Linked DNA regions of Mus musculus: region 1 is linked to region 2. Evidence: chromatin loops called from intact Hi-C (ENCODE). Cell type or tissue: heart. All regions are shown on one strand. Each heading gives the region's core, and the rest is flanking DNA. Links, peaks and the distances in the headings are about the cores only.

The links. Hi-C counts contacts between places; a loop is a spot of excess contacts. Peaks named below come from ENCODE experiments on the same cell type or tissue, not always from the same donor. Only the 100,000 strongest peaks of a DNase experiment are listed, where the experiment ranks them.
Region 1: a loop joins it to region 2, with 7 times the contacts of the local background. A loop is called at or near these places in 5 of 42 quality-filtered maps.

Annotation. Positions count from the first base shown.
Region 1 is chr15:64,478,085-64,483,457 of GRCm38, forward strand. No RefSeq gene overlaps it. Among named protein-coding and RNA genes, the nearest start is that of Gm46509, 23 kb to the right of the region's middle. In heart, for the core only: no CTCF peak of the experiment used is centred there; DNase peaks (open chromatin) are centred at 2,747 and 5,027.
Region 2 is chr15:64,380,172-64,385,544 of GRCm38, forward strand. Asap1 (ArfGAP with SH3 domain, ankyrin repeat and PH domain1) reads right to left here and starts at 2,748. Exons shown (of 31, transcript NM_010026.3): 1 at 2,546-2,748. In heart, for the core only: a CTCF peak has its summit at 2,435; a DNase peak (open chromatin) is centred at 2,450; H3K4me3 peaks cover 2,505 bases; H3K27ac peaks cover 2,691 bases.

The DNA.
Region 1 (5,373 bases), core at 181-5,180, 98 kb after region 2:
CTTTCCTATTTTTATGGGAATCTCTTTATCACATTTTTAAAATCCTCTTTCTTATTTCTGCTTTTTTTTTCTCTACCTCAACCCATCTGGGGCTCCTGGTTACTTGTTCTAAGCATCACCCACATGACTAAGCCAGTATGGCTATACCTACATCTATAACCCCAGAACTGTGGAGATAGAGAAGGTAGGATCCAGGGCTTGTAGACACTAGCCTAGCTGCATATTCGGGGGGAGACCCTAACTCATAGAAACAAGGCAAAGAATGATAGGGAAAGATACTTAACATCCTCCTCTGCCTACTGTGAGAATGTGCACACAAGTGTGCACACACAAAGAAATCTGCATCTTTTAATAATATTGAATTCCTAGTTAAACTATGCCATCCACAATTCAGAAAATGACACTGCCTGACTACAACTAGCCACCATCAGGTCCCATATCCAATGAGCATCTTTGGTGTTAGGTCTTATTCGATAGTACACTGAACAAAGCAAACAGGTTTCACGTCTTTGCCAAAGTTTTCAGCCTAATGGGGAGATGAACAAACATAGAAGAGTATAGAACAATCAGCAAGGCAAAGGAAGCACACACAAACACTGAACACAACCTCAGATGCAAATGACTAAAGTAAAGCCTAAGATTGGCTGGGAAAGGACAGACAGGTGTGATACCAGAACATGCTCAGCAAAGAGGAGAGTTCAGGTGCAGGTCCAGATGGGAGAGAAAGCATGTGTTGTCCCCTAAAGAAGGGGGACAAGCCAGTAAGAACCAAGGGAAGGGCAGAGACATGGTCAGAGATGGATTGTGAGCTGTCTCTCCTGACCACGGGTGCTGTTAAAGCATCAGGTCAGGAAAGCGTCACGGGTGCCATTTTCATCTCAGGCAGCTCCAAATCAGCAGGGATTGTCTTGGTCTACTCAAGGCAGCTGTAACGAAATCAAGCAGAGATTTCTTTTTTTTAAAAAAATAGATCTCAAAGCTGGACAGCCCAACGTTTGAGGAGCTCCTGTCTGTTGAGGACTGGCTGGCTGTGCCATCCTGTGGTGGAAAACAGTGGGTAAGAGGTGTGCAAGAGGCAAGAGCTTGACTTCAGCTTAATCAGCATAATCGATTCATCAGAGCAGAGTCCCCATGACCTGAAGACCTCACCTTTCCGCCCAATACTATTGCACTGGGACTTATTTCAACTTGAGCTTCGGAAGGGTTAAAAGTAACCAAGTGACAGGTACCTTGCACGGCTATGATGACACCCAACTCTGCCTTGAGTTTGTTATGTGCTGCGGTCACATCATTTCACCACTCGGGGTCACAGATTTCCACGTAGTAAATGGTGTTAGTAATAACCACCTGAAAGGGTTGTTGTGAAAGCTCACAGCGAGACACATGCAACCAGCTGGCACACGGTAGGTAAATGAACACAGGAATAAAAGAACCATTGCGCTGCACATGCGTATTCACCCTGAGTTTTTAGAGGATCCAGTTTTACAGATGCTCTCTACAGAGGAGAGTTGCTGGAAACCACGTGCAATTTCCCCTGTGGATTTGTATCTCCACAGATTCAGCTCTGGGGACCGTATGCTCATCTTAGGGATCACAGTGAAGATGGGCCTTTTCAGGGGAACAACCAAGTTGGAATGTGGGGTGAAGATGAAGCATTGGGCTCCAGTCAGACCCAAAGTGAACAAAGTGAAGACAGAGTTAAGGGACAGAAGAGCAAGCCTTGAGTATGCCAGCAGACACAATCTTACTAAGATCCAAACTTAGGTGGCCATGCCTCCATACACTGAGACTGCTCTCTACCCCTCAAGATGAGGTCTCTTCCTTGTGGTTTGGTCTCCCTCATGAGTTCATTTAATGGGGGTTTCTATGATTATTGTTTTTTTTTTAATTTTATTTTAGAAATGCTAAGAAGAGGGCTTTAGAGATGGCTCAGCAGTAAAGAGCGCTGGCTTTTCTTCTAGCACTGGCTGCTCTTCCAGAGGCGCTAAGTTCAATTCCCAGCAACTACATTGTGCTTCATAACCATCTGTAATAGGATCTGATGCCCCCTTCTGGTGTGCATGAAGACAGCATACTCATTTGCATTAAATAAGTAAATAAATAGATAAATCTTTTTAAAATGTTAAGAAGAGCACATAAAGGTAGGGAGAGAATATGTCGTGAGGGAGAAGTCTGGGGGTTAGAGGGAAGAGTTAGAGGAGAAATGAGTCACATATATTACATGCACATATGAAGTTGTCAAAGAATGAATAAAAATATTCTCAATTTTCTAAACAACATACTAACATACTACTGTCATCTTTTAAGATGTTGCTACCAGAATAACCTTTCTCAGAGAGACAGAATTAGCCTCCAGTTCTGGCCTCTCTCTTACTTGCTTGTGTTGGTTGACTCATTTCTTTAAGCCTCAGACCTTTTACTAAGAAAACGGGAATCATATTACCTGCCACATAGGTTTACTGGGAGGACTGCATGAAAGAATTCACCGATGTTTCTTAGCACAGGGGCTGGCACACTCTGCTAGTCATTATTAGCATTATCAAAAGGATAATAAAAGCTACCTCGCTTGCCAATTAGATGCGTGACAGATGGTACTTGCATTTATTATTGTTATTATAAAGGAATGCTGGAGTTTTATTGTAATCACTCTGAGGCTGATTGACAGGAAGCTATTCTCTGGGGGATTTAGGGAAGTGTAGCCAGTTCTAGGAAGCACACCCACCTGATAGTTTCCTGGACGTGGATTAGGAGTAACTGGTTCTTCCTGAATTAGGCTCAGGGAGAGAACACTAGCAGTGTGTCCCACCCAGGACAGTGTCTTCTGTCTCATGGCATCTTGGCAAACTGCAACGTATCACTTATTGAGGTCATGGTTGAAGGTCTTGGGAATTCTTTTCAGCCTGAACAATGCGAAAACAACCAGGGCAGCATCGGTGGAGGGGGCAGGTGCCTAAGGCAGCTTTGTACTCACAGGAGGTTATTTCGAAGTTCCACTGAGGGCTTCCTAGCTGAGTCTTGGTAACAACCCTTAGAACTTACTCCAAGGAGCCTGCAAGATGCCCCTTGGAGAAGCCCTTTCTCCCTGTCTTCAAAGGCTGGCCTTTAGAGGATATGGACACTTCTGTGTTCCAGGAAAGAGCCAGGAGGTGAGCTCTGCCCATAATCTCAAGGATTCAGGTATTTGGAGCAAGGGAACCTATCATCTCTCTTTGTATAGGCATCTGGATTCTGACCATGGCCATTAGTACCCCTTCTGTGAGTAGGCCTGAGACATGACTACTTGGAGAATGTGATGAGAGTGTTTCACATTTTAGACAGAATCTGGGAGTCAGGGCCAAGCTAGGCTGGACAGTTGCTATGCCCTTTGTATCTGTGTACTGTGGTCAAGTTACAGCATGGGTCTGAGCCTGGGTGTCCTTATCTCCAAATGACTTTAGTTCATGTGAATCTTGATATGTTTGTATGTAGTTCTATCATTTTGACATTTGTTTTCATTCTTCTTCCACTTTTTGTCTCTTGCCATCTTTTGAATCATTTGCACATTTCTCCCTCTCTCCCTCTTTCCCTCTCTCCCTCTCTCCCTCTCTCCCTCTCTCCCTCTCTCCCTCTCTCCCTCTCTCCCTCTCTCCTCCTCTCCCCCCACCACCCCTCTCTCCAGTGTTGGGGCTGGGGCTCAGGGCCTCGTATTCTCATACTGAGCTACCTAGCCCTGCATTACATTTTGTTTGTTCGTTTTTACAATTTTCTGGACTTAATTATGTCACTTAAATCCATTTGCTGGAATGTTACCCTTTTGCCTGATATTTGACGATGACACATTTGAGACATGCTTTGATTTATGTGAGGTCACAGGTGAACTTGCATGATGCAAATAGGGCCCTTGAAAGAAAAGGCATGAAGTAGAGAGGGAGAGAGGGAGGTAGAGAGAGATGGTGAGGTTATCCACTCTGCTTACACACCAAGAGGCAGCCATGTGAAGACTGGGAGAAGGTAGTGACCACAGCACAATATGAAAACCCTTACAAAACCTATTTTCTCCCTCACCTTGTATATCTATTCTCCAGAACTGTGCAAACTGCTTCCAGTCTGCGGTATTTTGTTTAAGTACCCTGAGAAGACCAAATAATATTCCCTCTGTTTTCTACCTTTAGTAGTTACTCTAGACTTGTGATATATACATGTAACATCTCATACTCTACCTAGAATCAACATTAGACTCTTTCCATGTGCATTTCAATGGTCTTTCTATCCTTCCCCTTTTACATTGTGTGGTCAAATATACTTCATGTACAAATTTTGAAAATCTAGACTGCCAGGATTAATCAGATTTCCTTGTGGCCCTTGAATACAGTGTTTAGAAGTTTAAGAAGAGATAAAAGTCATGTAAAGAATTTGTCATTTCCCCTGGCTGTTTCCAGTACAATTTGTTAATTTTTTTAGCATTAGCTTTTTCTGATATTTCTAATCAAGAAAATAGTATTTTCAGATGAAAGAAATATAAAAGGGATCTATACCTTATGACTGCAACTTAGACATAGCTGCATGAAATAAGCACAATGTAAGTGAATGCACTATTTTCTAAGAACCATATATTTCTATGAAGATGAAAGAATGTAGTTCCATCAGCTCTTAGAGACTGGAACTTATTTCTTAGCATATTCCCAAGTAAAGTTTGTACGTGGGAGAATTCAGCAGCTAGAGTGGGGTCTTCAGGCTTTTGTTGAGAAGAATTCAGTAATGGATTGTGAGAATTTAGGCTGTTGTTTTTTTTTTAAGTTTCTGGACGAAACATTCTTTATATATTAACACAACTAGTAGTCCTTGCTAAGAATCTAGGCTGCCTGCTTCCACTTCTCCCTTAGTAGATGAAGCCAACGGCAACAAAGAGAAAGCCTCAAGTGGCCGGAGGCCTTTCCAATTGTCATGATGAATATGAGGGCTGCAGTTCAAAGGACCAAGGAGCTTCAGACCAGATGACACCATCAGGGGACAACTTCGATGGTTCCAACCTCTGGAGGACACATTATAATCTTGGTCCAAGCAGATTTCCATTCCAGTTCCTTCTTATCTTATGTGTGGTCTGCCAGCACAGTGTTGGACTTCATGCCAAGCTAATCATTCCACCCTGGAGGCCAGCCATGAGGAAGGAATTCCGGATGGAAATCGCTGTTAACACATGGACTGCACCTTGTGCAAGAAACTGTATTTAAGCATCATAAGTTGACTCTTGGCTATGATGTTGTGACCCATGGGTCTAATAGTTATAGCAAAACCTTCACCAAAATCAGGTGGGCCTAACTTCTCAGCACATGGGTCTCAATGACTTAAATGTAATAGCTTAAATATAATGACTTAAACGTATTTACCACCCTA
Region 2 (5,373 bases), core at 201-5,200:
CACAGGAGTCATATGGGGTCTCCACTGTACCCAAAGCTAGGCCAAGGCATGCTAGCAAATTCAAGCAACCATGCTGTCTTCACCCACTCACTCTGTGGGTGCTAGATTTCCCGGGACATCTGGCTTTTTACAGGCATGCTAGGGATTTGAACTCAGGTCTTTACGCTTGTACGGCAAACACTTTTCCACGGAGCCATATCCCCAACACTCTCTTAGTCCATCTTAGGAGGCAACAAGTCTAGAGCATACAACAAGTGCTTAATAAGTGTGAGATGTCACTGTCAGCATTGCTCATGTAGGGATTATCTAGGCAGATTTCTAGAAAAGACCTTGGAGCTATCGTCAGATACCCCAGTGAGAGGAAAAGAAGACGGAAGGAGAAAATGTAAGGGGCCCAGGAAGATCCCATCTGACACAATGAGACCTTGGTTGGGAAAACCCACAAACAGCACAGGGACAGGGGGCCTCTCATGTCCCCCAGACCACAGCCACCTGGGTGCAACATGGAGCAGCCAGCTGGGAGGAGGGTCTGGACTAGGAGGGCTCAGCCTGAATGCACACATTCATCTCTGGGCCTGCAGGGCCTGCACTGGTTTTGAAAATCTAGCTGGCTGTGGTTGTGGAGGGCTGGAGAGGTGTAAGGAATTTCAATTTCCTTCACCAAATGGCAAGCTTGTGAAAAAGTCCTTTCTCTCTAACATTATCACATACTAAAGAGGAAAAGCCAGCCACTGAGCTTTCAAGAAGAGGGAACTAGGTGGGCTGCCTAGCTCACAGAGAGAGGAAGATTCAGAATTGAGACTTCTGAAAAAATCTCACAGCACATTCTGTGTCAAGACAATGCTGGCTTGGAGTTCATCTGTTTCAAACAAAATGAGAGAATAGAGAAAAGCACCCCCCCACACACACACACCCATATAATAACTACAATTGTATGCTTCAAATCCACTTGAAAGCTGAATCCCAAATCCACTTGTGTCAGTGAACAGAAGTTGGACAATACTTTTTTCTTTTTCTCTTTCTTCCTTTCTTTCTTCCTTTCTTTCTTCCTTTCTTTCTTAGATTTTTTAAAATTACCATACAAGTACTAAAAACCATTATGCATTTCTAAACAGGGTAATTTTAAAACCCCTTATCTCAAAATATGTTCTTTGAGATAACTGCATAGCTCAGAAACAACAGCAATAACAGATAAGAGAACAGGAGAAGGTGCTAAAGTGGAGAGAGTTGAAAGACACAGTAACACTCCTGGTTTAGGGCTGGCAGATCACAATCTGGCATAATCAGGGTGGCCAGGCCAGGGAGTTTAGAGGCTTGGAAGTAAGCTATTCCTGGCCAGGCCACCAAGTAGTTGTGTCCATAGAATCTTTCTGAATCTCTTCCACATTAAAAGAGAAAACAGTTGTTTTCCGAGATTCTTTTCTTCTATAGCACCCCACCCCCCATCAAGCCCCTCTCCCAATGGCCACTACACAGGGGCCTTCCAACGGCCCGCCAAGAAGACCTGGCCACTCAGGCTAGGATAGACATGAAACTGGCCTAAGAATTACATGCTGTGTTTTACAATCTCAAAACATTACTCAGCAATCCTGTACCACTGCTATCCCAGAAGCAATCCTGCTAACACAACCTGATGGAGTCGATGGAAGGGGGGAAATGGTCTTTTGCATCTGTACAGCTAAGGCTAAGGTCAAGTTAACTTGGTCTAGACCTGGCTAAGCCTTTCCTTGATAAAAAGAACCCGCCCTACGAGGGCGTGAGATGATGTCTCTGGATGGATTAAACAGCAGAAAACCAGATACCAGCTAGTTTCTTTCTTTCTATTTTTTTTCTCGCTCTCGTTTAAACTTACTGTTGCTCTCATAAAAAGCATCAGGTTCCAAAATGGTACAAGCGGAAGAAGACATAAGGCACTTCTCAGCTCCCAAGGGGAATTACCACTCCCCCCCCCCCCCCCATTCCCTGTTTCTTTTCCTTTTAAGTGGTCTGGGGCCTGCCAGGCAGCGCCATGTCCAGGCCGGGACCCGCGCCGAGGGGAACTTTCCTCCGCTGCGCCCGAGACAATGCGGCGGCCAATGCCCGCGCCTCCCCGCCGCGCAGGGAGAGAGCGCCCCTGGAGAACCGGGAAAAGTGCCGAGGAGAAGGAAAGCGCCCCCAAGGGCCGGGAGAGCACCCCAGAGGAGAAGGAGAGAGTCCCAATGGGAGGGGAGAGTGCCCGGGAGGACAGAGAAAGCGCCCCAGCGGACTCCGGGAGCGCCCCGGCGTCTGCCCGGGCCTCCTCCCGGAGCGGGGAGCCTTGCGCCCCGGGCGCACACCCCCAACCCGGGTCTCCTCCGCGGAGCAGGGGAACGTGCGCTCCGGCGCTGCGGCTGCGGAATCCCCGGGCCGCCCGGCCAACCCCTGCAGAGCCGGCCGCGCGCCCCGCACGCCCCCGGCTGGTGCTCTGCGGACGGACGGGGACACCCGGAGCCCACAGGGGGTGTGCGGGTGGCCGTGCAGCGCCCCACCGCGCCTGTTCCCGCCGCCCCGCCGCCTCGCCACTCACCGGGACCGGGCGGGCCGCTGGGCATTATTCCATCGCGGGCGCGGCGAGGCCGGGCGAGGCGCGGGAGCCGAGCGCGGCGCAGGAAGGGGCGGGCGACCATGTGCCGAGGAGGGGGGAGGAGGAGGCCGGCGACGCGGAGCCGCTCTCTCGAGCCCGCTCGGCGGCGGCGGCGGTGGCGGCGGCGGGAGCGGGCTGCAGGAAATCCAAACACTTCGGCAGGAAATCGGAATCCTGACTAAGCACTCCCGGCCCGCGGCTGCCCCGCTCCGGGGGCTCCCGCCGCGTTTAACCCTTGGCCCGCCGGGCACACTTCAGGGCACAGGAGTATAGGGCAGTGTAGGAGATTCATGGGGTGGGCCTCCTTCTTGGCCACAGAAGGCAGAGGTGGGGCTTATCAGCAGAGAACCTTGGCCTTGAAGTGGGGCTTGCTAAAGCTGGGACACCAAAAGACTGTGGCCTCTCTCCCATCCTGCACTGTCTTCTCCTAGGCTACTTTCTCCTGTTCCTTTCCGTGGATTTCTATCTTCTTACCCAGTGCCTGGAGGCAAAACCTTTTGGATAGCACAGAGATGATCTGGCTAGCATTCGAGCATTCCAGGCTCTGAACCCTGGTTGGAAAATGGCCTTTTTCTCTTTCCTGCAAGTGATACTTCCTTGAGGCTTAGTTTCCCAATCAAGAAAGGAGTGTTCGTAGACTTAATTTGAAAACAAGATGCTTAGACTGGCATGTTGGAGACATCAATGATATCTGTGCTTGGGTATTACTGCACACTAGAGATGTCAGAGAAGGGAGGCTTCTAACTTGTGGGCTGTGTGTTCTGCATGTCTGTGTGGACCTAGCTCGGGGGCAGGTCTGGCCCAAGGGTGTCAGTTTCTCCCTAATTACTGGTGATTATTTTTCTTTGAGTCTTCCAGAAACTGCTGTCTGAAGAAGAAAAGATCAGCCACTGCGTAGTAGAGACCCCTTTCTGGTAAAATTAGAAACTCACCAGGCCTCACAAGATTGGAGATTTTGTTCTTAACCTGAGGGTGGGAGACTTGGGGGGAGGGCGCGTTAATAAGCCTTGAGCTGCTCCAGGGGGGTTAGGAGAACTAGCCAGGGAGTCTGGGCTGCCATGGGGAGTGATTCATTGTGGTTTCCCGAGGAAATGCCACACTTTACCTGTAGGCTGCAGTTTGGTGGTTTTACTTGAGTGTTTGAGATTCCTCTGACTCTCAAGACATAGAGGAAGGACCGCGTGTGGGCAAGTGAGAACTGAAATGACCATGCTGGGAACTGAAACTTGGGTACCAGCTCTATCTCCCAAGGACAAACAGACCTGTGCTTGGCACCCAAAGGCATGTCTCTTCTTCAACACTTTCTGTAGTTACAGGTCACAGGTAAAGCTCCAAGCTGGGCCCCAAGAACCTGGAATGCCTGCCCCTCATAGCCACCATCCTATTGGAAAGAACCTCTACCCAACTGAGGTCGGCAGATAAATCACAGAGCAGAAGTCGGGCCCTCACAGTTCACCGTTTGATCCACTGTGTCTGACACCCCCACATCCTCACCACCCGCACCTCTCCCAACATCCTGCCCCTGGTCCTGTTGCTGCATAGCTCCTGTCTCTATTGTATCTTTCCGGATGCTTGCTTAACATTTCCCCATGGCTAAGCTGCATCACAGCAGAATTCTTGACTGTCTCTTGTGTTCCCACTCTCAGTGCCAAGAACCATACGAGCACATGGGAGCCCCTCAGTCAGCACATGTTGGATATAAGGGGCAAAGACTAGAAATCCAAATCTGTCATCCAAGCATGCCAATTCACTCTCTCCCTCAGCTCCCTGAATCCTTTACTCAGAGACTTGATGTGAAGTGTTCAGTGTAATGGAAGAAGCTCCAGTGGGCTCTGCTAATGGTCCTGGGAAATGAACGCTGTGAACAATTAGGACTGTCAGTTGACATAACTGTAGTCTCTTTGGCACATCACCAGTTAATTATGCCCTCCTCTGTGCTTCCCCAGCATCTCCTCATTAAAGGTCTTGACTATTGGGCCAGGGCATGGTGGCACATGCCTGTACTCCCAGCTCTCGGAAGGATGAGAAGTTCAAGGTCGTGTTTAGATACATAGGGAATTTGAACCTCACCTAAGCTGCTTGAGACCCAGTCTCAAAAAACCAAAAAGACTACTTGTTGCATTATATGTCATATTAAATGGCAAGCCATTCTGCAGTGAAGGGAAGGGAAGGGAAGGGTCCACATTAATGACCCCTTGCTCTAAGGAAGGCCTTAGGACCAAGGTGAATTAAATCTGCTTAGCATTGGCCAAGGGACCCAATAGTTTCTTTGCATTTGTTCTCCAAACAGACAAGCAAGAAATTAACCCATCCTTTCACTATTCACCCCTCCCCCCTTTTCTCCTCCCTCCTTTGTTCTGCTTGGGTTCACTTCCCAGATGAAGTAACCGTACCTAACTCCTGGTCTCCAGTTTTGCTTCTGAGACAACTCAATTCAGAACAGCATGTTATCTATAAATTCACGCTGACTGTCTGGGCACTCCCTATGTGCCTGAGCCAAGATAGCATGAACAGGCCTCATAGTTGGGTAATACTGGAAGGTAAGGTGCACGTTCAGTAACAGAAACCAAAAAGACTAAAACACTTTTGCACTATTTTATAGTTAAGGAAACTGAGGCACCTGAATGTTGAGTGACTTGCCTGAAGCCAAATAGTTAGTGAGTGGAGGAGCTCTAGTCTCCTAACTCTTTGCTATCCATACTGCCTTTCCTGGGAGTTGAAGCCATGGGTACCAGCTGTAGCTGAATATACTCTTAAATCGCATGGAAGAC